Linked DNA regions of Mus musculus: regions 1 and 2 are each linked to region 3. A link is a loop called in an ENCODE intact Hi-C map of the cell type or tissue named here. Cell type or tissue: left cerebral cortex. All regions are shown on one strand.

Region 1 (8,000 bases), 69 kb before region 3:
ATAACCGTGTTCTCACTGGTTTGAACTTTGTTTTTAGCTGTATCTTGGGACTCTTTCCGTATGGGCACAGTGAGGTTCTCTTTCTTCCTCTTCCTTTCTATCAGTCAATGGTGATTTATCAAGCAGCTGCCCTGAGCCAGACCCTGTTAATGGGCATTATAATGTACCTACGTTACTGTATGTACTATTCTGGGTGCTGTGCTGCCTGAAAGTACTCATCTGCTGGTGCTGAGGGCCACATAAGGATGTGTGTTTAGAAGAAGATGAATCAAAAAAGCACACAAAGAAGGAATATTCTCAAGTCAGGAAAAAAAATGCAAAGAGCATGGTCTGCAGCTAATGCCACAGTGGATTGGGCCGCTTCTTGATCGTCACAATCATTCTATGTGCTGGCATAAATAATGTAAATAGCATTAAGGAACACTAGCTAGCACATCTTTATGTATTCATCCCTTCGCATAACTCTAAGTGGAACCGTGAAATAAATTCCTAAGAGATAATGTGCCGCATCAAGCACGTCTGCCTTTACCCTGTGTCTCTGTCTGAGCAGGGAGGGATAGGAAGAGGGTGCACATGTAGCCAGGATTGTGTACATCCATTTGCACATGTGTGTGGAGGCCTTAAGACAACCTTAGTTGTCATGCTTCAGGCATTGATCACTTTTAATTTTTAAAGCTGGTGTACCTATTGTTGTTTTGTAAATTGGCATACAAAGTAAGTTCACTTCTGTTTGTTTGAGACTCTCTCTCACTGGCCTGGAATTTTCCAAGTACACTAGGCTGGCTGGCCAGCCGACAAGCCCTAGAATTCTCTCTCTACCTCCCAGCACTGGGATTAAAAGCTTGTGCCACCACAATGCCTTTTTTTCAAAATGCAAATTCCAGGCATGAAATTCGGTCTTCACTTTATCAACTGAGCAAACTCCCAGCCCTGTCTTTATGGTTTTGGTAGATATTGCTAAATTATTTTGGAAATAGTTGATTAAACATTATATCGCCATAATGAGTAGGCCAGGCATGTTAGCACGTCTATCCCAGCTACTCTGGAGGCTGAGGCTGGAGATTCACATGTTAGAGCCCGGAAAACGTAGCAAGATAATGTCTCAGAACCATCAATTCCAAAGAAGTGGAGTATAACTCAGTGGCAGAACACTTGCCTAGCGCGTGTGAGGCTCTGGGTTCGACCCCCATCACCAGGTGATGAAGGGGAAGAATGGAGGCTTCTCTACATCCAGACATCTCTGGATCTTTAAGGAAGGCTGAGTATTGGCAAGAGCCACAGGATCATACCAGGACCTCGGCAGCAGACCAGGAACAACAGTCTGGCAGGGAGTCCTTAATTTTTTTTTTCTCCTACATCTTCTCCAAGGATCTGCCATGGCTCATGCTCTCCTCTCATTGACCGTACCACACAAGCAGCAGAAACAGGAGCCTCTCGCTGCCCAGTGAGGGCTAGCTTCATGCCCCTCCATTGAGATACCCAAAGCTGCGGATGCTCAAACCTCTTATATAAACCGACCCACGAGCGGTCTCCGTATACTTTCCATCACCTCCAGATTGTTCATGATACGCCATAAAATGTAAGTGCTGTATAAACACTCACCATGCTTACTGTCCAGGAAAAATAGTCTGTGTATATTGAGTTGAGACCTTAACTTATTTTTTTCCCTCCAAGGTCTTTCAATCCTTGGCTGGCTGAATTCACAGACATGGAGCACATAAGTGTGGAACCTCACACAGGATCTTTGACTGTATCTGTGCAAATATTAGCATCATAGAAGTTTGCCATCGGACCCCAGAACTGGGTTGGCATGACTTGCATTTTCATAGGTCATCAAATAGAATGTGCACTTACTTCTTTATACTCTTACCAAAAAAAATCCTCTCTTCACCTCATACCCCCCTCACACAGACACCCAGATACAGCAGAGGTCCCGCCGCCGAGCCAGAGCTCCTAACAGACCAATGTGGAGGTGCTTCGTCATAATTCTGTTGTCTGTGAGAGAAACCCAGAGTTCACGTGTGCAAATGCCACATCTCTCTTTTTTATCTTCAAAACTCCCTTCTCTGGGCCACCCAGATGGCTCAGTGGGTAAAGGGAAAAGCTTTGTTAAGCACAGGAGACAGAGAGGTGAGGAAAACCAGAGCCAGTCCCTGCACTCAAGGACGCTGCAGAGTGGAGGAAGCAGCTATCGCTTCCACAAGCTCGCCAATAAGTCTCCAGTGCTGACTGCTGAGACTGCTAAGCGGCAGGCCAGCCAGGGGTGGATCTGGCCTAACTGTGTGGGGCTGGGACGGGAGGCTAGGAGGATGTGCCGGCCAAACAGATGCCCAGGTGAGAGGCAATGAGCCATGGCAGGGTTGGTGACATGAACAGATCTGAGAGACAGGGAGTGAAGTCCCAGAGGGAGGAGGAGAGACCAGGGTCTGGGACTCTTGGGTTCTGCTTCACTGTGCGGCCCTGTCCAAAGCCAGGACATGTTGGAAACACCCCAGGTTCCAGGCTCTGGATACAGCAGCACCGTATTTTAACTTATTTGGACTTTTCTGTCCCAGCTCTTCCTCCATGCAGTTGGCCCCATGTGAGTCACCATCTCTGACTAAGGGTGAAGGTGACTTCCAGGGATGTGTTTATACATTCTTCTTAAACAGTAGTGTAAACTCCTGGAGGCTGGCTCTCACATTTGCTAAACCTTATCCAGTCATGACACGCCTTATCCCTGTCCCACTTTTTCCTTTCCGTTGGCTATTTTATAGACCAGAAGCTCCTCAGAGGACCCAGGCAAGAAGCCTGGAGCTGGGAGAACTCAGCTCACCAAGCAGACCCCGGGTTACAGAGCTGGCCGCTTGGGATATGAGAGCGGAGAGTCCCAGTAAATATAGTCAAACAAAACAATGCAAAGCAAAGCAAAACAAATAACGATTAACAACAATAACAACAAAACCAGCTCTGCTGAGAACGTTCAGGAAGAGATGGCTTCTCCTGTCACGTGACCCACGCAAACCTGAGATGTGGCAGGTAAACTTTACCAGTCTAATGTAAGTCTGAAACCTGAGTTAGCTTGGATAGTATGCCTGCTTTATTTCAGGGGCTTCAGGCCTGTGTCTCCAGCAACGAACAGATGCGCCTGCACACATTAAGTGTCCAGTAAATGCTAGTGGGATGAGTGGATTTTGAGGATATTTTGTTTCCTGCTTATATACCAGTCCCTTGGTTCTTCTGTCAGAAATGAGCTGCCTAGAGCAGGTTCAGGTTTCATATGATATGGGGTGTGTGTGTGTGTGTGTGTGTGTGTACACTTGTGCATGTGTGCACACGTGTGTGTGCATGACCACGTGTATGCACACACTACCGTATCTGACTTTTCACGTGTGTGTTAGATGTCTGAACGCAGTTCTTCATGCTTCGGCAGCAGCAGTTTACCACCCGAGTCATCTCTCCAGCGCCCCATCAATCACTTACTAAGGGAGAGGAAGGAAGGAGGCAAGGGCTGAAGGCTGGTGATACAAATGAGCTCTTCGGAGCTTCCTGGCTCCCCCGGTAGTTCAGTTTTGTTAGCTGGTCTTCTGAATGGAATGTCAATGTTCCAACTGATGGGAACATCAAAAGGTGTGCCGCTACTCCCCCCTAGAGCTAGGATAAAATTTGTCATTTAAGTGCTGAAAATAAACTTATTTTCAAAGCAGTATCTCATCCCCCCCCCCTTTTTTTTTTTTTTTTGCAACAACCTTATGAGACTTCTGGGTCCTCTTAGGGGTGCTGGTACGGTGGCTCTCGTGGGTCAGCTCTGGCTTCCAAACTTTACTGCACTGCAGGGCTACCGAGATGGGCCTGTGCTTCAGAACTCACTGGGCTATGGTGGAGCCCCCTCCATGGTTGCCATCTCTGGGAGGAACCTGAGACCTCTCTACACCTCAAAAAGCCAGAGCAAGGGGAGGGAGGATATTTAATCTCACGAAGGAGGAAGGTATCCATGAAGCGTGAGAAAACCCACGTGGCTTTGAGGCACCCAAAGTCAGCCCTCTTGCTGATTCCTCTAGGATGCAAGAGCTCCAGGGAGGCCTGGGGACACTGTGGCATTAATAATGATTATATTCTCATGGGTATTCTGGTCCACGCAGCTCAGTCTCTGCTCAGCCACGGGTGATCCTGGTTTCATTTGTGGAGTGACCGTGACTTTGACACGTCTCCTGTGCACCATTAAACATATCATAGGCCTTCCTGCTTGCGTTTCTTTTGTTTGTTTAATTTTATTTTCTTGCCTTAGCTTGTTACATTAATCCTTCTGCAGGTCCTGGGTTAGGTTCAAGGAGCTGGAGCTCTCCCTTCCTGGACAAGCCCGTGTAGGGAAACTGAGTCACACCAGCACTCTCGTTAGAGACCTGGGGACAGAGATGCCTCATCTTCCTGTTTGGTGACTGCATCTCATAATGGTGGAGGAACAAGCACCTCCTGAAACCTTGTTAACAATCAGACTAAGCAGATGCTTGCTTCTCAGGCTCCGGGCTCTGAGGTTAGTCTCTGGCTTGGAGTTCCAGCTCTGACATCTTCCAGCTGAATGCCCTCAGGCTTCAGATGACACATCTATAAGTAGGAAGTGGCATTCGCTTCTGAGGGTTGTCGGGGAGATGATTTTCATTGCTGCAGGTCACATAGATGACACACTGGAGCAGCATTCGAACGTGGCAGATGTTTGACCTACATGACCAGATGGTTTGGACCACATGAACAAGGGGAGACATGCGCCCCAATCACAACCATTCCACAGATGAGGAAACTGAGACCCAGAGAGGCAGAGTAACGTCCCCAGGTTGACCACACTGACATAGGACAAGTTACACTTCAATCTCAGACATGGCTTCAGGTCCACCCTCCTAATGCTGTCTACAGATGAAGAAAAGCGAGTCAGAGGAGCCCTGTGGAGGGTGGGGAGAGGGAGGGCTCAGATGCTAACACATTTACTGTGCAGGCGAGCATGAGGACCTGAGTTCAATCCCTACCACTCATGTTTAAAAAGGGAAAGGAAGAAGAAAAGGAGCAGAGGGTGGTGCTATAAGCTTGAGACCCCGATGCTGCGGGGGTGGGGGGGTAGAGTCTGGCGGATCCTTGGGGTTCACTGCGGGTTACTGTTCAACTGTGATAAATAAATAAATAATCAACACCAACAAAAAACAAAACAAAACTGAAATCATGAACTTTACACGTACATGAATAGAACTAGAAAAGATCATATTGAGGAGGTAACCCAGACCCAGAAAGACAGATGTCACGTGCTTTATCTCACTGGAGGCTTCTGACTCAAATCTTCAGATAGGAGTACCTAGCCTAGAGTTAACCGCAGAAACCAGGAAAGGGGGTGCAAGAGAGATGGGGATAGGGATGAGTGATCTGATTGGGGGAGGGGGAAGGCTCGTCAGGGAGAGGAAGGAAGATAAATACAGAAGAAAGGGGAACGTAACAAGGATGTCCTAGAAGACCATGAGGAATCACACCATTAACTATTTACCTACAAAGACTGTATTATATGTAATTCCAAGTGTTTGTGTGTGTTTATGTGTGTGCATATGCATGTAAGCATGTGTATGTATGTGTGTGTATATACATGTATAGCTTTAATGAACTTTTCTCATCTGAGTTGACAGTGTTCCCTCTAAGAGCTAAAGATCACCCAATACCAGACATGAGGATCCTTATTTTGAGTTGTTGGTCAGGGCTATCCGGGAGACTCTCAAAACTGCTATTGCCCTTGGTTACTCACAGAGGTGGGAGGTAAGTCTCCATTGCTGAAGACACCATGCAGTTCAAAAACAGGGCCCAGAGGCTCCTGAGCTGGAACAGACCTGAACGCCACCTCCCTGAGGGAGCTGGACCCTGCGTGATGTTTCCAGAAGGTGAGGCACTCCCCCCACCAACACCGCCCCCCCCCCATCATCCAGTTCATAAGTATGCCACCTTAGGGTTGGAAGGGAAGAGTTCTTCACATACAGAACACCTACTGTGTGTCATCCCAGAGCTTGGTAAGGTCTCTGTTCGATATTCTGTACAGGTTAATCCATATTAGAAACCAACAAGGCACATGTACATTATAATTCCCATTTTCCAGATAAGCCCTAGGCTCAGAGGCCTGGAGTGCCTAGCCCAAGGTCACACGGCTCCTTCAAGGTAGAGGCAGGACTCTAGAGGGGCCTTTCCTACTGGATTTAGGTGACGCCTTCATCTGGGCCTCTTTCTTGTCAGAGCCCCAGCATGTCCGATTGGGAGACTGGTGCTGGATGGAGCCAGGGACTGCCTTTCTCTTAAACTGATTTCAAATAAACCTCCCTCCCCAGGGACTCACTCCCCAGGGAGTCATCCATCTGAGCACGAAGGGTCCAGTAGAATTCCCGGGGTGGCCCTGGGCAGATCTGGCAAAAACCAGAGCACACCCGAGACCGAGTCTGCTTGCTACTCCCTGCCTCAAGGGACAGCCAGGTGGCGATTCTGGCCTTGTATGGGCAAATCATCCTGCGAAGCCTGGCTTTGGAGGGAGCTCTCTCTATTTTAGGCCCTAGGGTAGCATTGGTCTCTGTCCTCAGTTCTCACTGGTGAAGTCACCAACCATGATCCTGATACAGCTGTGAGATATCGGTGGGGTCGGGGGGGGGGGGGAGGCAGTGCTTAGCTTGAGTCCCTGACCTCGGGTAGGGGGGAGGAGGAAGAGATGGAAGAGGAAGAAGAGATTAAAAATAAGCACAACGTGATGTAGTAGTTAGCTACAATTTCCCCATAGGAACCATGCTAAGGGCTTTCAAAGGATGGTCTCTTATGGGCCTTAGGGAGAACAGCATCTTCATTTGCCTTCATCAGGCACCTTCTAAAAGCTGGGTAGCTGGCACCTGCTACTCAAATGAGCATGTCTAACAGGCACCTGAGTGCCACAGCTCCAGCTCATCCGCAAACTAAGCCCTCCATCTCCACAAGGGATCTAGGCTTCCTAGGTCACTTGAGTGACAGACTAGGTCAGTCACTCAGGCTCCAAGGCCAGAGCTTGGCCCTTCCACTATGCCTTAAAAGTCCAGCTAGGCCTGGCACTCTTGAGGGTAGCTCCCTGTTGCCCTGACTCTGAATGCAGTCTGAATCCGGGATGCAGTCACTGCAGAGAAACTCTGGGGAGGTGGAGGTAGGGCAGGGACCTTGGGCCCGTGCTAGAGGAAAGTGGGAAGTCCACTGAACGCGGCCTCCCATTCAACTCTGCAGTTGGTCACAGCCCATTCACTCCAGATCTAGGGGTTCAGAACCTGGGTTCAGCTCTAGTCTTCTGTGCCCTGGGCCTTCCCTGCTTGACCCACTCTCTGGCCCAGCTGTTGAGAACATGACATATTATAGCCACAAGTCCAGATTTGCCAGAAGCCTGGAGACATGGGACTTTCAGTGGTAGAAACAGTCTCCTGGGAAATGGGGACTACTTGGTGGCCCTGTGGGATGTGGTGTGTGAAGCACAGGCCTGGCTGGCAGGGAGGTGGGTGGGAGGATGGCCTCTCAGCACAAACCTACTACTGCTACCACAGACCCTTCTTAGCTGCAGCTCCCGCCTTTGTCGTGGGAGGTTGGAGACCCAGAGCCCCTAGCCTGGAAGCAGAGCAAAGCCTCAGACTGCCCTCTTTGCCCCTCCTGCAGTGAAGCCCCTTTGTCCTCCGAGCCCTTTCCTCCCTACCCTGTGGTGCCGGGCTGGGTGCCAGCAGTAATTACAGAATCACTTATTCATTGTGGGCTGCACGTGCAGTGGTAACTAGGCAGCTCAAGGGGCTGGAAAGCACAGCAGCCAATCAGGGGGAGGGGTGCTGAATGGGACAATCAACTTCACTAGGGTGGGGGGGGGGCGAAGACAGGAAAGATGGGGGCTTGTGTGGGGGGAAACCATTCAAACAGCCACCCCTCCCTCTACAGCTGCCAAGCACAATGGGGGATGGGGTGCACTCAGGGGTGGGGTGCACTCCATGGAGAAAGAAAGCACAAGGAAG
Region 2 (8,000 bases), 86 kb before region 3:
CACTCTTGAATTTAATTATTTAATTATGCTGGGTAGTGGTGGTGCACATATTTCATCCCAGCGCTTCTTGGGGGGCTGAAGCAGGCAGACCTCTGTAAGTTTGAGGCCAGCTTGGTCTACAGAATGAGGTTCAGGGTAGCCAAAGCTACATAGAGAAATCCTGTCTTGAAAAACAGTGTGTGTGTGTGTGTGTGTGTGTGTGTGAGAGAGAGAGAGAGAGAGAGAGAGAGAGACAGAGACAGAGACAGAGACAGAGACAGAGAGAGAGACAGAGAGAGACAGAGACAGAGAGAGAGAATATGGATATTTGGCCTGCATTCTGTTTGTGTACCACATGCATGCAGTGCCCATAGAAATCAGAAGAGTGCTGGATATGCTGGACCTGAGGCTACAGATTGTTGAGCACACATGCAAGTGCTAAAAATCAACACCTGAACTGCTGAGACATTGCTCCAGCACCCCCCCCCCCCAAAGCTTCAACTAGTTACCATCCCGACCTTTATAGAAAAGGGTTGCCAACCTCTGTTTTAGAACATAAACCTTTCTTTTTGCTTGTTTCCCCATCCTCCACCAAGATAGTCACAGCAGATACCCAGTCCCTCCATCCTGCCCTCACACAGGTTCCTAGTGTGCCAGGACAGCTGTTTCGGGGCTTTCATTTCTAGTCTCCCTAGCCCAGGGTGCAGCTGCTCATCTGTGGCCCATCTGAATCACCTAGCAGTGTGATACGGGCCTCAGACAGTGAAGCCAAGTTCCTGGACTTCAGTTAGATCAAGGTTGGGGTAAGAACCAAAAAGTCTTCATTTCTACCAAGCTCCCAGGTCTGTACTCAGTGAACATGCTACCAGTGTTTCTAAAAACCGGTCAGAATACCAGGAGCGACCAAGAAATACCTTCTTAATGCCTCAATGAGCCAGCGAAACAAACCAAGACAGCAAACTCCAGGTGGTGGGGCTGCCTGAGGCTACCACTGCCTCTCATTCTTTAAGACAACCTCCACCCAGAAAACTAGGCTTATGACCCTTCCACCATATGCTGTGATTCTCAGCTTTTTTCCAAGCAACAACAACCCCACCCACACATGTCTAAAACCTTGTTGCTTCTTCTACACATGTATAGTATCAGCACTTCAAAGTACTAAACATGCTCTGCAACATCCAGGAGGTTCGGTGGCCAGCCAGTCTAGCCCAAACAGAGAGCATCTGTAAGAGATTCTATCTCAAGCACAAGGTGGAACGTGATGAAGACACTCAACAGTGACCTCTCCCCTCTCTATACACGCAGTGTCCACACACAAAGAATTGCATTCTCCTGGAAGATGTATTTTTAAGAAGGAAGTGAAAATGGGCTAAGGTCATCAGGGAACTTAGAAGTTGGGGACTCTGACAAGACTTCTTATATAGGAAATGTAAATGATGCTGCAGCACAAAGAAATGTTGCCCCTAAAGCCAAGCCCTAAGCATTAGAACTGGGGTTCATCAGTCCTCTCCTTCAAACCCCTTGGCTCTGCCTTGGTTTCAGGGTCCTTAAGTCTGCCCTCACCTACCTTCCAGATCCTCCAGGTTGGTTAAAATCAGCATCAGGGTCAGACAAGCTGCTGCTGGCACGATGTTCCTCTGCCATGAGTTCGGGCTCAAGGTAGGTCTTGAGCAGAGGAGGTGGGAAGGAGCCAGGCAGGGATCGGCTCAGTGCTAGGGTAGGGTTCCCCTAGGCTTCACCTGGTCCGTCTTTCCAGTTAGTTCCACAAGCCTCGCTTTGTGGATGAGAAATAGAGGCTCAAAGGAATGAACTGAGTCTACCAGACACAGAAGTAGGATGTGTTTATCAGGGAAGGTTCCAGGCACATCGGCCCCTAGTGGCCGTGCCTCGTGTGCCCCAGTGCGGCCATGAACATAACCCAACACAGAGTCAAAACGGAAAACACCGAGGTTGCTGTTGCTTTGCTTCTGTAGCTCCACTACCCAGTTCTCAAGCACCGGCTTTATGGATAATGTTGTATTACAATGTTAGGTCTAAGCCGTTTGACAATAAAACTCCACTTTCTTTTAAGCTCCAGGGCACTGTGTGTGGCCCAAAGTCCCTGCCTCCCTCCATTCTCATGGCTTGCGTAGTCACCCCACCGAGCTCACCTTCATTTCTGTTCTCACTCATCTCTGTGCAGTCCGAAGTCTAAATCCAGGAGTGTCTTTGTCATTCAGGGAGCAGAAGCTTGCTCCTCCGCCCCCTCCCCTCTCTTTTAAGCACAAGGTGGCTTGCAGGGTAATGAGACCCATCTTTTCCCCTCCTGGAGCCAACTACCCAGCAGCTCCCCATTATCTAGATGGCCTTGGCATAATTACAGAGAACTGGCTCGGAGTATCCGGTTGGAGCAAATCTGAAGAGTATTGGCTTCAGCTGAAGTGTTCACAGGCTGGGAGGGCCCCTGCTCTTCGAAGGAGGCTAGAGCCAGGGCCTGTGTGTACAGGCAAGACACGGGATGAATCGGGTGCTCACTGACTATGGAAAGTAACCAGAGGGGGAGGAGCCTGTTCAAAGCACAAAGAAGCCTATGGTACCTCCCCGTTTCTGAGGAGGCCATATTTGAGAGTAGGCTGAAGTGGGGTTTAGTCAGCACAGGAGGGGCCACTGCATTAAGAGGTCTTGGAGGGAGCACCAGGAACCCCAGGCACCATCCCCTAGGGCCCAGGACATAGGGTCCCTTGCCTGTGTGGCTTTGGCAAGCCTTCCTTTCTCCTTGGGAAAGACAGAGGCCAGGAAAACTACATCCCAGGTGGTGTGGAGACTAACTGGAGGATGGATGTGTGCTGACATGACGGGGCAGGAAGGGTTGTATGAAATGTCTCAGCTGTGACTGAGCCTCCCGTGACTGTCTAGGGACAGATGTGGACCCAAAGTAGCCTATCCTTCCAGAATACCCATGCCCTGCTCTCAAACTTTGAGGGAAAGATGATCCAGGTGTGGTGGCACGTGCATTTAATCCCAGCACGTGGGAAGCAGAGACAGGAGGGCCTCCTTGAGTTCAGGTACAGCCTGGTTTATGTAGTGAGACCCTGGGCTACAGTTGGGTGCTGGTCTAGGGACCCCAGGACTCTGGACTGCTAACGTCCACCCCTCCTTTTGCCCCACGGCCACTTTCCCTCCTCATTCGCCCTTCTGTTTTTTTTTTTTTTAATGGCATTATTTTCTTCTAAATGGTAAACACACCTGACTCATTTCTCTGTGTTGTTTCTTTCCAGCTCCCCTATCTAGAATCTAAACCCCATGAGGAGAGATGCTTCAACTGTCTTATTTATTGCTGTCTGTCTGAGGAAGACCAGGAGCTCAATAATTGCTGGGATTTGGACTGAAAGTTTCCTCCTAAGGCCTTAAAGCAGTGCTGTTGGCTCTCTCTCTGTCTCTCTCTCTCTCCTCTCCTCTCCACCAGCGGCTCCCCAGTATGATATGCTACCTGGTCTAATATTAACAGAGCTAAGCAACTGTGAACTGAAGCCTTCAAAACTATGCATGGAAATAAATCTTCTGTCTTTCCAAAGTTGTTTGCCTCGAGATTCATAACATTAATGGATGTTAATACCTTGTCAGTGGATGAGTGGGTGGGTGGGTGGGTGAGTGGATGCCCGAAGGCACTTATCTGAGGTCTGGGCTTTAGGCTTCTCTGCTCTCTGGTTCCAAGGCACATAGAGAGGGATCTTGGTTATGTTTGATTAACATTTATTTATAGTATAGTATAGTATATTGATTTTTAAATTTTGTGTTTATTTTATTCATTTTATGTATGAGTGCTCTGCTGCATGTACACCTGCATGCCAGAAGAGGGCGTCAGATCCCTTTATAGGTCATGAACCACCATGTGGGTGCTGGGAAATGAACTCAGGACCTCTGGGAGAGCAGCCAGTGCTCTTAACCACTGAGCCAGCTCTCTAGCCCATATTATATTGACTAATGAGTGAAGATGATAACTTTAAAATTAAGCAATTGTATGCCCTTGGTGAATGTTGGCAGCAGAAGGAAGAGTTTACTAGAGAAAAAGCCCTTGTTTATAACCTATCACATTGGGCTGGCTTGGAGCCTCCTCTTTGGGGCATCACTTCCAGCCATTCAGACATAACCCAGATTTGCCAACAGGGGGCGCTAAGTCCTTATTTTTTTGCTATTCATGGAACTTGTGGTAGTCAGTGTAGGTCCACAAAGGCTGCAGTCCGAATAAAGAAAAGGCCAGGTGCAGTCATGGCTATCACCCTTCAGCCCCTGAGGTATAGTAGGTGACCGCAGAAGGGCTGGAATTTAGAGGTGCCTGAGGTCCATTGCCAGGCCCTCGTAGGTCTCCACAACTGTTGACTTCCTGTATCCCCTGATGGTTCAGAGTCTGCATTTTGAGGACTGGACAGAGTGAGTAATCTCAGCCAGAGTCTCCTACATAAACACATCCCAGACTCACCAGCCACCTCTTCCTGTCCTTCCTCACACCTTTTCTCAAAGTTCTGCTTCAAAACCAGACAAGAGTCCATGAGCAGCATCTGACTTGGCCAGCTTTAGAAGGCCCTGGGTTTGAAGGTGGGGACAGCAGAAGTAGGCAACAGTAGCTGATGAGGGGAGACTCCTCCTCCCAACTGCTCCTGCTCCCAGCATCCTCCAGAGAGCAACCTGCTAAGCCTGGAGATAGAGGCATGGGGGACAAAGCCTGCCAAGAACCCCTGACACACCTCAAAGAAAGGTAAAGGTTGGTCGTGATGATCAAAGGCTCAGAGAGAAACAGGGGTCCTCCCTGAAAGCACCAGGCTTACCCCAGCTGCAGGTGCTACCTGGAGTCTGTACCACTGCTATGTTTTGTGTCACAGGGCTAGAGTCTCACATAAGACACTTCCTGACAATTTGATAAACAAAGGGTCTAATTTACAGGAGAACACACTGAACCCAGCAGGGTTCTTCAACCTCATCCAAGTTCAAGCTACTTGCATTAGTTGAGTGAAATCTAGTCTGAAGCCAGGCCCAACATGGCGTCTTCCCGGGCCACAGAGACCGGCCCTGAAGAATCCTCCTGTAGTGTGCTTGTCTTTGGGCGATTTGACATGACCCAGAGTGAGAGGCTGAAGAGGACACAGGCTAGAAAGGCCTTGGCTCCAGCTTCTTCAAACCACTCACCCTACAGGGCCTGTCCTTCAGAGTGGTCCCTTCCCTCCAGAAAGTCCATGCTGCCTGCAGCCTCCCTGTGCCCTCAGGCCTCAGCTCTTCCCCCATGGTTGGTTCTCAGAGCACTCAGACTCCACCAGGTCAGTCATGTTGCATGTCCCTTCCCTTATCCGATGGGGACCATGCACCCAGTAGGTACCAAGCACACAGTAGTTACCAAGTCACTGTTTCTGTTTACTTGTCTAGTGTTTGCATGGGAAGTCAGACAGCCCCCCACCCCCCCAAAAAAGCTGTTCTTGCTTTCCAGAGAATTCTGAACCCGATTTGCAAACAACAACATCTGGCCCCGTTAGAGAGCAGCAGGAGCAAATTAGCCTTGCTCAGTCATAAGCACATACGCACAGTATGTGTCTCAGTCACAAGCAGCCCGTGGGCCACATGCACTCTGGAATGGACTGAAGGCGTGAGAGGATGCTATTACCTAGGGAGCTAGACAAAAGCCTGCGGGAACCTAGGGAGTATGCAGCTCTGTGGAGTAGTCTTACAGGCAGAACAGCAGCAAATGAAAAGGCCCTGGGGGTAGCAATGGCTCCAGGGCTGCTATTTATGAAAAATGGATTTCCGAATTAGCAAACAAAGCTAGGACTTTGGTTTCTATTCTAAATGTGGGGAGGGAAAAAAAAAAAAAAAAACAAAGCCCAGATTTTTCTGGACCTGTCTGTCATGGGTTGCTCGCTGCAGTTGAGCCAGGGGCAGGCAGCCAATGGCCATGCGAGTTATACCTGTGCTTGGAGCCACTTAGAGATTGTCTTTGCTGTGAGGTTATCACCCTGGTTTCTGTGAGCCCAGTGTAGCAGTCTCAGCCAGGGCCCTGCTAACCAATGCCACGCCTCATCCACGTTTAATGCCCCAAGCCCTGGTAGGACCTCTGCTAGAGAAATAGGGGATGGGTCTCAGTGGCCTCTCACCCCACCCTAACCTTTATCTTCATGGTGTTAGAGAAGCCATGCTTCCCACAGACATCCCAGAAGGCTGAGAATCATATTCTAAGGCACACTCAGTGGGTCCACAGGGGAGCCTCTGAGTGCTCCCTGCCCCTCCTCCCTCCTCTGAGTGCTCCCTGCCCCTCCTCTCTCCTTTGAGTGCTCCCTGCCCCTCCTCCCTCCTCTGAGTGCTCCCTGCCCCTCCTCCCTCCTTTGAGTGCTCCCTGCCCCTCCTCCCTCCTTTGAGTGCTCCATGCCCCTCCTCCCTTCTCTGCTCTCTCCCCTGCCCCTCTCTGTGTTTTCTCTGGGGTTCTTCCTCCATCTCATTAGGCTGCAGAGAGTGGTTCTGATAGCAGGCCCCTCTCTCTCCCTCAGGTCTTAGTCTGACCTGGTATCCGATTCCTCTTCAAATATGAATAAGACTCTTCTGGCCAGAGCTGTTCTGCAGGAGAGCTGTGCTAGGTCTTCCCTGGGCTCTTTCCATTTGTTTCCTCCAAGGTCTTCCTACCCTGGCTAGGCTGGCTAGCAAATTCCCCACTCCCATCCCCCAGGGCTTGGGCACAGAGCTGTTTTATTTCTCATAGACACAGTCTATCTACTGGGTACCCAAGCCTCCTCCCCAGGGAGGTCCCAAGGGCTAGAGTGTGGGCACAGGAGCCGGCGGCAGACTGTGGGACACTGTGCAGTGCGAGGCTCTGTTTCCCTGGGACCAGAGGTCAGGAGGGTGTCTGGCTTAGGCAGAAATTGAAACTGGGTAATTGTCCAGGCCCTGGAGGGCTCCTAGTCAGAGCTCCTGGAGATATCTGTCTGTGCAGTGTGGTATGGATATATATACATTTGGTCAATACTCAGCTCAGACTCCGGGTAGATAGCTAGGCATCTCGGCATAGCATCTTCTCAGTTACAAAGGCAGGTCGGGAGGAGTGGCTGAGAGAACATAAATGGCGGGTGTGAGTTGACCTTTGCCCTGCCACAGTGTACCCTGCCCATCCCCCTCCCCCTCCCCCCAGCCCATCCTCCCTCACCCCCTCACCCCCACCCGATAGCTTAAGCGTCTGTTCTTTTGCCATTTCTCTCTGAGTGCTACTTAACCGCGGGTTTGCCGGTCTCCTGAGGCTGAAGCTGTTACAAGAAACCTTCCAGAGGGAGCTCTGCTGACTGCTCTTACTGTCACACCCCACCCCCACCTCCATCTTTGCAGAGAAGCCACCACTTCCCCTCTCCCCCAAGGGGCCTCGTTCTGTAAAGGACTTGTGACTTTCCATGGGGCCTTTTCTGGCCCCCATGCCTGTCAGTGGCTTCCCAGTGCTTTCCTGGCAGAAAGTCTGCTCTGTCCCCAGAGACCCCTCCTCTGGCCAATGGCTTCTGATGAGCAGGATCTGCCTCAGATCCAGACTCTGTGTCCAAGACTTAGCCCTTCTTTCCGGGCCCCAGGAGTGTCCCCTGCTCCTTTCTCCAGCTTTACAGAACCAGAGGGAGAGCATTCCTTCAACCCAGAGCCCTGGTCATGAAGCACTTTCTGGTGAGCCTTGCCAGACACCTTGGAGAATATACCTATGAAACAGTTTCACCCCCTCAGCCTCTAACACCAAAGCCCCATGCATATATGCTACATCTGTGCCCTTGCACACTGGCTCTGGACTTGGCCAAGGGTGCAGTCATGGACACATTAGAAAACACCACACAAGCAGAAGCCGCACAGTGAGGGAATGCCCTCTTCAGTGTTGGCCCTTGCTGGATGGAAGAAGGCTCAGCCTTGGAGAAGTGACAGCACACACAGAGGGTGTGACAACCCATATGGCTCTCTACTGAGAGGATAGAGGCATCTGGCAGATACTAGCCCTGAGGGAGCCCCTCTTGGCCACATCACGAGCAATCCTGGCAATA
Region 3 (8,000 bases):
AGTCTCAATTCTTAATGTGTGGGCTAAATAAAATGCACCTATGTTTCTAGACACTGCCTGTCTTTCTCATAATAATCTGCTACAGGGCAAGAAGAACTAACGTTGGAAAGACTGGAGTAGCTGCAAGCTGGATCTTGAGAGACAGAGTTGGGAAAGATTCCCCCAGAGAGGTGCTGTAGCCATGAAAGCTACAAGCAGAGGTATTAGCAAATGCTGGGGCCCAAGATTTTAAGCTACAAATACTTCACACCTTCTCAGATCACTAGCCATGTACACCTGGTGTCAGCATTGTAGAGGGAGGTAATAGGATTGAAAGGCATTTGAGATCGCATGGCTGGTACAGAGGCTTAGAACAGAAAACTAGGAGTCTGTATTCTAGAAATAGCATAGGTTGAATTAAAAACATATAATACCAGTTTATAATGCACTAATTAGTTTGGTGTGTGTGTGTGTGTGTGTGTGTGTGTGTGTGTAGTGTATTTTAACAGCAAAGTCTCAGGTACCCCAGGCCAGCCTCAGACTCCCTGTGTAGCTGTGGAGAATGACCTAGAGCTATTCCCAGGCCCTTTGAAGGAGCCCTGCTCCCAAGACTTACCTCCGTCTTCCTCGGTGCCAGCCAGATAAGGGCACCAGCATCCCTTAGGCGTGGCCACATCACAACCTCAGTGTTCCTCACTAGCCCTCTCTGAGTCACTGACTCTACTGCACATCTTTTCCCATCATGCCCCAGAACTTTCTAAGAACCTGGGACAGATGGAATATCACTTCTATGGCTGTAAGCAGAGGTCTTAGCTTAAATGTAGGTCAGCTACCCAATAGGATTTTATTAAACAGTGATGCAGATCTGTATTACGGACACTAAATGCAGATACACTCAAGTCATAATGAAGCCTGACAATAACTCACAGAGCGCAAACCCCTTTTATCCAAGAATCCAAATGTGTACACCTAGACAGGGCTTCCAAAATGTCCGTCTGTTCACCCAGGGCGGTGGGAGTATAAAGGATGAATTTTGCACTCTACTGAACAAATATTCCTTGGATGATAAATATTAGAATAATCCAAAAACAAACAAGAATTAGTGAAACATGCTTATCACGTCAGCACTTGGGAAGCGGAGCAGCAAAAGCAGGGATTCACGGCTGTCTTCAGCTGCATTGGGATCTGGAGGCCAGCCAGCCAAGGCAAATAAGACTGTCTCACACACACACACACACACACACACACACACACACACACATACACACGCCAATGATGCCGCTGCCACCACAACCACTGCCACCACCACTAAACATATGACCGCTTCTCCGGGAGTACAAATGCTGAACTCATGGGCTCTCTGTTGCCTTTTGATTCGTTTTAACCCAGCAAACATTTCAGAAGTGGCTAGTCAGCGCTGGTTCCCACCAGTGGCTGAGCAGAGTCAGAGGGCTGTGTATGGATCCTACAATAACCCTCCATGTGGGCTGGGATGGCCCATGGAGACAGTCTAGGAAGGCCTTCAGTGAGGTAGGGGGTGTCATCCAGACACCTGGGACATCTGGTTCTCAGGAGGAAAAGGAGCCACAGTTGAAGAGCTAGACAAGGATAAGGTGGGGGGGGGGACAGGAAAGTCCATAGTGGAGCTGTAGCCTCTTGCTCCCCACCCTGGAGCTCGGGCCAGCCCAGTCTGACCGCTGCAGTGACTGTTATCAAACCATAGTTGCCTCTCAAAAGTGAAGCCCTGGCAGCTAAGGGCATCCTGTCAGTCTTCCTGTCACAGGGAGCCATTTTGAGTATCATGGTGTTCTCAAGGGCTGGGATGGAGCTAAAGACCCTAATCACCAGGACCTGGTGTTTGTTTTCCCATCTCTGAGCCAGTCAGGGAGGCAACCTTTCATAACTAACGTGTCTCCTTGTTTGTTCCATTTCTGCTGCTTTCTGGCTTGCAGAAGTAGGGCTTCAAGAGGTACAGAGTAAGGAGAGAAAGGGCAGTTCAGATCCTAAAGTGGGTCGTGTGCCAAGAAGATAGACAGGCAGGCAGGCAGGCAGGCAGGCAGGCAGACAGACAGAGATTCAAACTGGCACACACACACACACACACACACACACACACACACACACACACACACACACACCACTACTAGGGGGCGCCTGAGTACAGGGACCAGGTTACCCCCGAGCAGAGGTAGTATCTGTTCTCAGGATTAAGCAGTCTAGCCCTGGACTGATTCTGTAGGGCTGGTCAGAGACTGGGTGTGAGCACAGGCTCTTCTTAGTCGAATGTTGTTTGTCACTCGGGTCGCCACCTGCGGCGTAGGCGACACTCTACATAGCTAGCTAGCTCAGGGGACTTGGAATGTGGAGCGGCTGCTGAAGAGCCCTGGAAAGGGAAAGTAGAGCCAGAGTCAGAAGAATCTGCAGCCCTCCACACTCCATGTGCTTCCTTCCTGGCTGCTAGGCTTGCTTTCTTCGCTGAAAACCAAGACCCAAGCCGAGAACGAGTGAGAGATGCCGTGGGAACCTGGCGCCTGAAGGCTCTGATTCTTCCTAGGCGGAAGCTAGAAGGAGCCTAGGAAAAGCGAGGGAGGAAGGAACCTGATCACCCGAAGCGCAGGTGCACCGGGCACAGAGCTGAGTCAGCGAGGGTTGAGAGGGCGGGACGGGAGGAAGAGTCGCTCACCTGCGGGGACAGCGAATGTTCACCCACGCACTCGCTCTCCCTCGGGTACCACGGCTCAAACATCCCAGCCCGACTTGCCCATTGTTGGCTCGAATTTGGTCCCCTGCGGTATCCCAGCACTCCCTCAAAGAAACCATGGCCAGGAAAGGGCAGAGAGTGGAGTGAACCTTGCTAAGTGCTAAGTGACCTGGACCTCCCTGGGAGGTCACAGTTAGAGTGCGCTCTCCATCCTCGGAACATCACCCTCGCCTCTCAGACCGTGTGGAGAGCAGACCAGGTGGCAGGAGCACCGGAGGTGTCACCTCAATCTGGAAGTTTTGTGAGCTACCTCCACTTGATCCTCCATGCCCCCCCCCCCATCCACATCCCCTCCTCCTCTGCCTTCCAAACCGGACCCCTAAGGTTCAAGAAGTCCAAAGCCCGGAGAAGTGCACAGTGTAAATATATTGGCTTTATTTGTGTCCATTTAGACTCCTCACAGACAACATCCAGGTAAAAAGACCGTTAAATAAAACGCCTTCAGCTATTGCAATGCAAAAATAAATATCAATCCTCGGCTGCAGCAGCAGCCGCGCTGCGCCCCAAGTCCCCTCAGTTAGCCCAACAATTATAAAAAGTGTTCAGCGAAAGTGTCGGCGTGAGTGTGAACGGGTGTGCGCTGGAGGTGGGGCACAGTGGAGCGGTGTGCAGAATCCGAATTGCATCGGCGACCCCCGGCGACGAGCCGACTCAGCGGAGCCGCCTCCCGCGCACACTCACAGCAGAGTTCGGACTGGGAAAGAGTTAAAAAATAAACATTTACAAGGGCAAAGAAAGCGACTCCCCTCCCTGGCGTCCCCGAACGCTCTTCGGGACCCCGGTGGGTCCGCAGCCGGGCTACAGTCCCAAGGAGTGAGGGGAGCTGACCCCGGGTGGTCGGGGCCGCCTGGGGAGCGGGTCCCCTCCGGATGCTCCCTCTGTTTCCCGGCGCTTGGCGGTGGAGCAAGTCCCCAAGCGGGCTACCGCCTCACAGGGCCGAGTCGGAGTCGCTGGAGTCCAGGCTGTTCCTCAGTTTGCAGCTGCCGAGCGGCTCCCTCTGCAGCGACAGGCTCTGCGTGCTGCGGCGCAGGCACTCCAAGCTCTGCAGGAACGACTTCTTGGCCTTCTCCTCCTCCATCGGGGACACCCCCTCCTCCTCCACCTCCTGGATCTCGTCGAAGGTCACCGGCTGCGTCTTGAAGCGGGACTGGCGTGGCCGCCGCAGCCGGCCCTTGCCCTTGGGCAGCTTGGCGGGCCGCACCGGCTGCGGGAACTCATCGGTCAGGCACACGAAGTGTGGCATCACCGCTTGGTAGCTGGAGCAGATGCCCATGAGCTCGCCGGGCTTGGCGGCCGCCATGGCGCCGTCGGCGGGTGCGGAGCCGGGGGGTGGCGGGGCGCCCGGGCTCTCCGGGGGCGGCCGCGGCTCCGGGGTCCCCCGGGAGGCGACAGCCTGGGGCTCTCCGGGCGGGGGATCCAAATCTGCTGCGGGGTGGCGGCGGGCCTCGCTGGCCCGAGCCGACGCTGCTGGAGAGGGATAGCGGGCGGGCGGGCCCGTCGGGGGGCGCGGGGCTGCGCTGCGCTGCTCGGCGATGCTTCGAGAGGCTCCCTGCCGCCCCTGTCGCGGTCGCTGTCGCTGTCGCCGTGTACCCCGCGGCGGCCCGCCTAGCCGCTTATATAGCCCGCCTCTGCCCACACGGCTGCAAGCTCGGATGACAGCGAATGCCATTTAAAGCGTGCGCGCCCCGCGCCCTTCCGCCTGACGTCGCCCTCCCCGCCACTCTGGGAAAGTAACGGTCCCTTCCCCGGCACCGCCCGCCAGCCACGCTCCGGAAGGCGCGCCCCGCCTGCCGCGGCCCATCCAGCAAGAGCACCCCGCTGCTTCTGGACCCACAGAACCGAGCCACCACTGTAGGTTCTGGGATTACCCCAGCCCCAAGTCTGCACAGATCCGAGTGGCCAAGAGGTTTCAGATCGCTCCCCACCCTCCCCCACCCCCCAGCTCCAATCACTCCAGAGGCGCAGGCTCTTCCCCCTTGGTACCTTTCCAGGCACACTGGCCACAGGGCAGTTGCTGGTTCTCCTGCCAGTCTCCACAGCCAGGGTGCCCAACTCCCAGTGCTTGATCTCTGAAAAATGGGAGGGCTTCTGAAACTCTGCCACCCCCTCCCCAGGCTCCGTAAGCTCTACACACACACACACACACACACACACACACACACACACACACACGCCTTTACGCACGAATACAAACACACCCCATTATTCCACTCCAGTTCTTCCATTCCCTAGATGCTTCTCCCCACACTCTCCCCACCCCAAGTCCCTCCGGCACCCCCATTCATGAACCGCAGAGTGGCACTTGGATAGGGCACTAACAACAATAATAATAGCTCCCATCTGGTATACTTTATTCAAGCTTGCTAGCAAGCTCCCTGAACATATATTATCTTGTTCATCCTCCTAACAGCCGGGTGGGATAATTAGTATTCCTTCAATTTCACACGAGAAAAGGGAGGCTCGGAAGGGCTAATTAACTAGTCCACTAGAAACTGAAGGAAACGGGTAGGATAGACTCCGGAGGCTAATGCTAAGGGTAGCATTCCCAAGACTTTGGAGAGAGGCCTTGCCCAGGATACTCACCGCCTCTGGCAACAGAGGGTCTCAGTGAGGTTTGGCTTCCCTATATATCCACGACCAGAAGCCAATTAAGACTTTGTGTGAGCACTCAGGGTGTAAACAAGAGCAGCAATGGAAGAGTCCTTGAATACAGGGCGGTGGTATACACCTGTAATCCCAGCCCTTGGGAGATGGAGGCCAGAGAATCAGGAGTTCAAAGCCAGCCCTGGCTGGATAGAGAACTCCAAGCTAGCCTAAGCTACAGGAGAGCTTGTTAAGACAGGGAGAGAGACACAGAAGGAGCCCACAGCCTCCCTCTTAAAAGTTGCACTCCAGTGGGAGGGAGCATGAAAACATCAACAAGAACTGGAGTCTTGAAGGAAATGCAGAGGGAGGTGTGCAGAGCCAGTCACCAGGAGAGAGTGGGTGGCACTGCCAAGCAGTCCAAACGCACTAGGGTAAGTTCTGGCTATGCATCAACTCAACTCGTCCATTGCAAGTGTGCACTATGCTAGCTTCTCAGCAACCTTGGGTAGCCAGAGTCACTATCACCGCTGTGCACTCATGAGAGGACAAAGGCACAAGAGAGCTAAGCAACTTGCCAACAGTAGTCAGCAGTAGAGCTGAGATCCAGGCATCCTGGCTCCCAAGTGCTCACTCTTAGCCACCACACTGAAGTGAAAAATTAAGCAGTATGTGTGTGTGTGTGTGTGTGTGTGTGTGTTGGGGGGTGATGAAGGAACAAACCACATGGGTGCCAAGGCAGGAGGAAAGTGTTTGGACATCAGGTACAGATCACTAAGGCAACAATAAGATCGGTGAGTGCACAGCCAACCATTGGACTGAGCGTGGGGACCCCAGTGGAGGAGTTAGAGAAAGGACTGAAGGAGCTGAAGGGGTTTGCAGCCCCATATGAAGAACAACATCAACCAGGACCCTCCCCCCATCACCCGAGCTCCCAGGGACTAAATCACCAACCAAAGAGTATACATGGAGGGTCCCATGGCTCCAGCTGCATATGCAGCAGAGGATGGCCTTGTCAGGCATCAATGGGAGGAGAGGCCCTTGGTCCTGTGAAGGCTTGATTCCCCAGTGTAGGGAAATGCCAGGGTGGTGGGGAGGGAGTGGGTGAGTGGGTGGGGGAGCAGCCTTATAGAAACAGGGGAAGGGGGCGGGGATAGAGGGTTACAGATAAGAAGCTGGGAAAGGGGACAACACTTGAAATGTAAATACATAAAATATCCAATAAAAATAATAATTAAAAAAAAAAGATTGGTGAGTGCAGCAACCATGGGGCAGCCTTTGTGACTGAACAGGGGAGGAAGACAAGAAGTAGATACAGCTTCGTAAGGTCGTGAGACCATGTCATAGGGACAGAATTTCACCACGAGGACGTCAGTATGGTATTGAAACAGTTTCCTCCAATTGATGTTTTCCAAAACTCAGTCTGAATATTGTGAGGAGAGAAGCCTGGGAAAAAGCAGGGTATCCACTTTGGCGTGGCCTCCGGTCACATGACCTTGGGTCACATGACCTCAGACTCAGTCCACTAAAGCCTCTCATTAGGGATGCAGAGAAATGGTTTGACTTGTGATGTATCTGAAGATATGGTGTGGTCACGGGGACCAAGGCTAACTTTTGTGCATTTGACTCCAGTAAGCGTTCAAGGGTACTATTTACTATCAGGTGTAAAGTCTGTCAGCTGGCCACCAAAACTCATTTTCTGCCTGTGTGAGATCCGAAATGCTCACGACAGAATTATACCAGGTCCGAGAACACAGTGAGCTTGCATCTTAAAACTTTAGGCAATGCTCTGTGCATTGCCTTTAACAGGAGTTTAAGCAATGCTCCATATATCAGTATGGGTACCCAGAAGGGAAAGCTGTTCCTGATAAATTTCAAATCCACAGCACTGGCTTAGACAGCTACTAGAGAGTAGAACCCCAAGACCTTTGTTATGGCAGAGTAAAATGCTTATCACTGATATCATGTACAGACAGCTATTTGGAAATCAGACCACATGCCTACTGAGCCTATAAGATTCTACCAAAGAAAAAATGGTTAGGAAGAGCCAAAAAAAAATTTTTTTTTTGCACGTGTTGCCTGATTGGTGTTGCTTTTAGCAAGATATTACAAGAAAGAGATTGGCTGGCTTGCAAGAGGAGGCAGGCAGAAATAGAGTCCAGAAAACTGATGTCCTTGGGGTTGGAAAAGCCATCTAGACATCCAAAGGGCATGTGATCAGACCAGGGCCCAGAGTCTCTTAAAGCCTGCCTGTTATGCCAAAGATTAAGTCTTCAAAATCACTGCTAGGGCCAAGTAGTATATTAAAGGTGTCATCCAAATCTATCATTTTTGGATCTCCCTGGGGTGACTCTCATTGTAAAATAGTGAAAAGTGACCGGTTGGCCAGAGAGACAGTAACTGTCAGGAAAGCAGTTAACAGCCACATGGAACTGTCTAGAACCAGATAAACCTGAAGCCAGCTAAGGTTCTGGGGGAGTTGATGTCACCAACAAAGTTGCAAAGGAGCCCAAGACAGACTGTTCTGAAAGGAGGGTAAATGGGCAACCAACTGCCAGTTCAGCCCTTGGTCGGGGATGGAGAGGGCAACAGGGCCATCCACACAGAGCTTTGTCCCATGGTTTCTAAGAGTATGCTTGGGCAGAGCCCACTAGCTACCCACACAGCTGAGTCACAT

The links. A loop is a pair of places that touch in the nucleus more often than their neighbours do. Peaks named below come from ENCODE experiments on the same cell type or tissue, not always from the same donor. Only the 100,000 strongest peaks of a DNase experiment are listed, where the experiment ranks them.
Region 1: a loop joins it to region 3, with 2.4 times the contacts of the local background. A loop is called at or near these places in 13 of 42 quality-filtered maps.
Region 2: it touches region 3 in a loop (3-fold over the local background); 13 of 42 quality-filtered maps call a loop at or near these places.

What each region holds. Positions count from the first base shown.
Region 1 is chr2:93,883,993-93,891,992 of GRCm38, forward strand. It overlaps a transcript of Accsl not described here. Among named protein-coding and RNA genes, the nearest start is that of Accsl, 19 kb to the left of the region's middle. In left cerebral cortex, no CTCF peak of the experiment used is centred here; a DNase peak (open chromatin) is centred at 7,737; H3K27ac peaks cover 287 bases.
Region 2 is chr2:93,866,893-93,874,892 of GRCm38, forward strand. It overlaps Accsl (1-aminocyclopropane-1-carboxylate synthase (non-functional)-like), which reads right to left and starts at 2,265. Exons shown (of 15, transcript NM_001033452.4): 1 at 2,130-2,265. The coding sequence starts at 2,151. In left cerebral cortex, a CTCF peak has its summit at 4,108 (motif pointing right); a DNase peak (open chromatin) is centred at 4,124.
Region 3 is chr2:93,952,719-93,960,718 of GRCm38, forward strand. Gm13889 (predicted gene 13889) reads right to left here and starts at 4,382. Exons shown (of 1, transcript NM_001145034.1): 1 at 3,092-4,382. The coding sequence starts at 4,040. The coding sequence ends at 3,669. Gm39884 (a long non-coding RNA gene) reads left to right here. Exons shown (of 2, transcript XR_001783415.2): 2 at 1-49. Gm33160 (a long non-coding RNA gene) reads right to left here and starts at 4,802. Exons shown (of 2, transcript XR_374805.4): 1 at 4,724-4,802. In left cerebral cortex, a CTCF peak has its summit at 4,464; DNase peaks (open chromatin) are centred at 1,281, 2,332, 3,822, 4,432 and 1 more place; H3K4me3 peaks cover 2,643 bases; H3K27ac peaks cover 3,174 bases.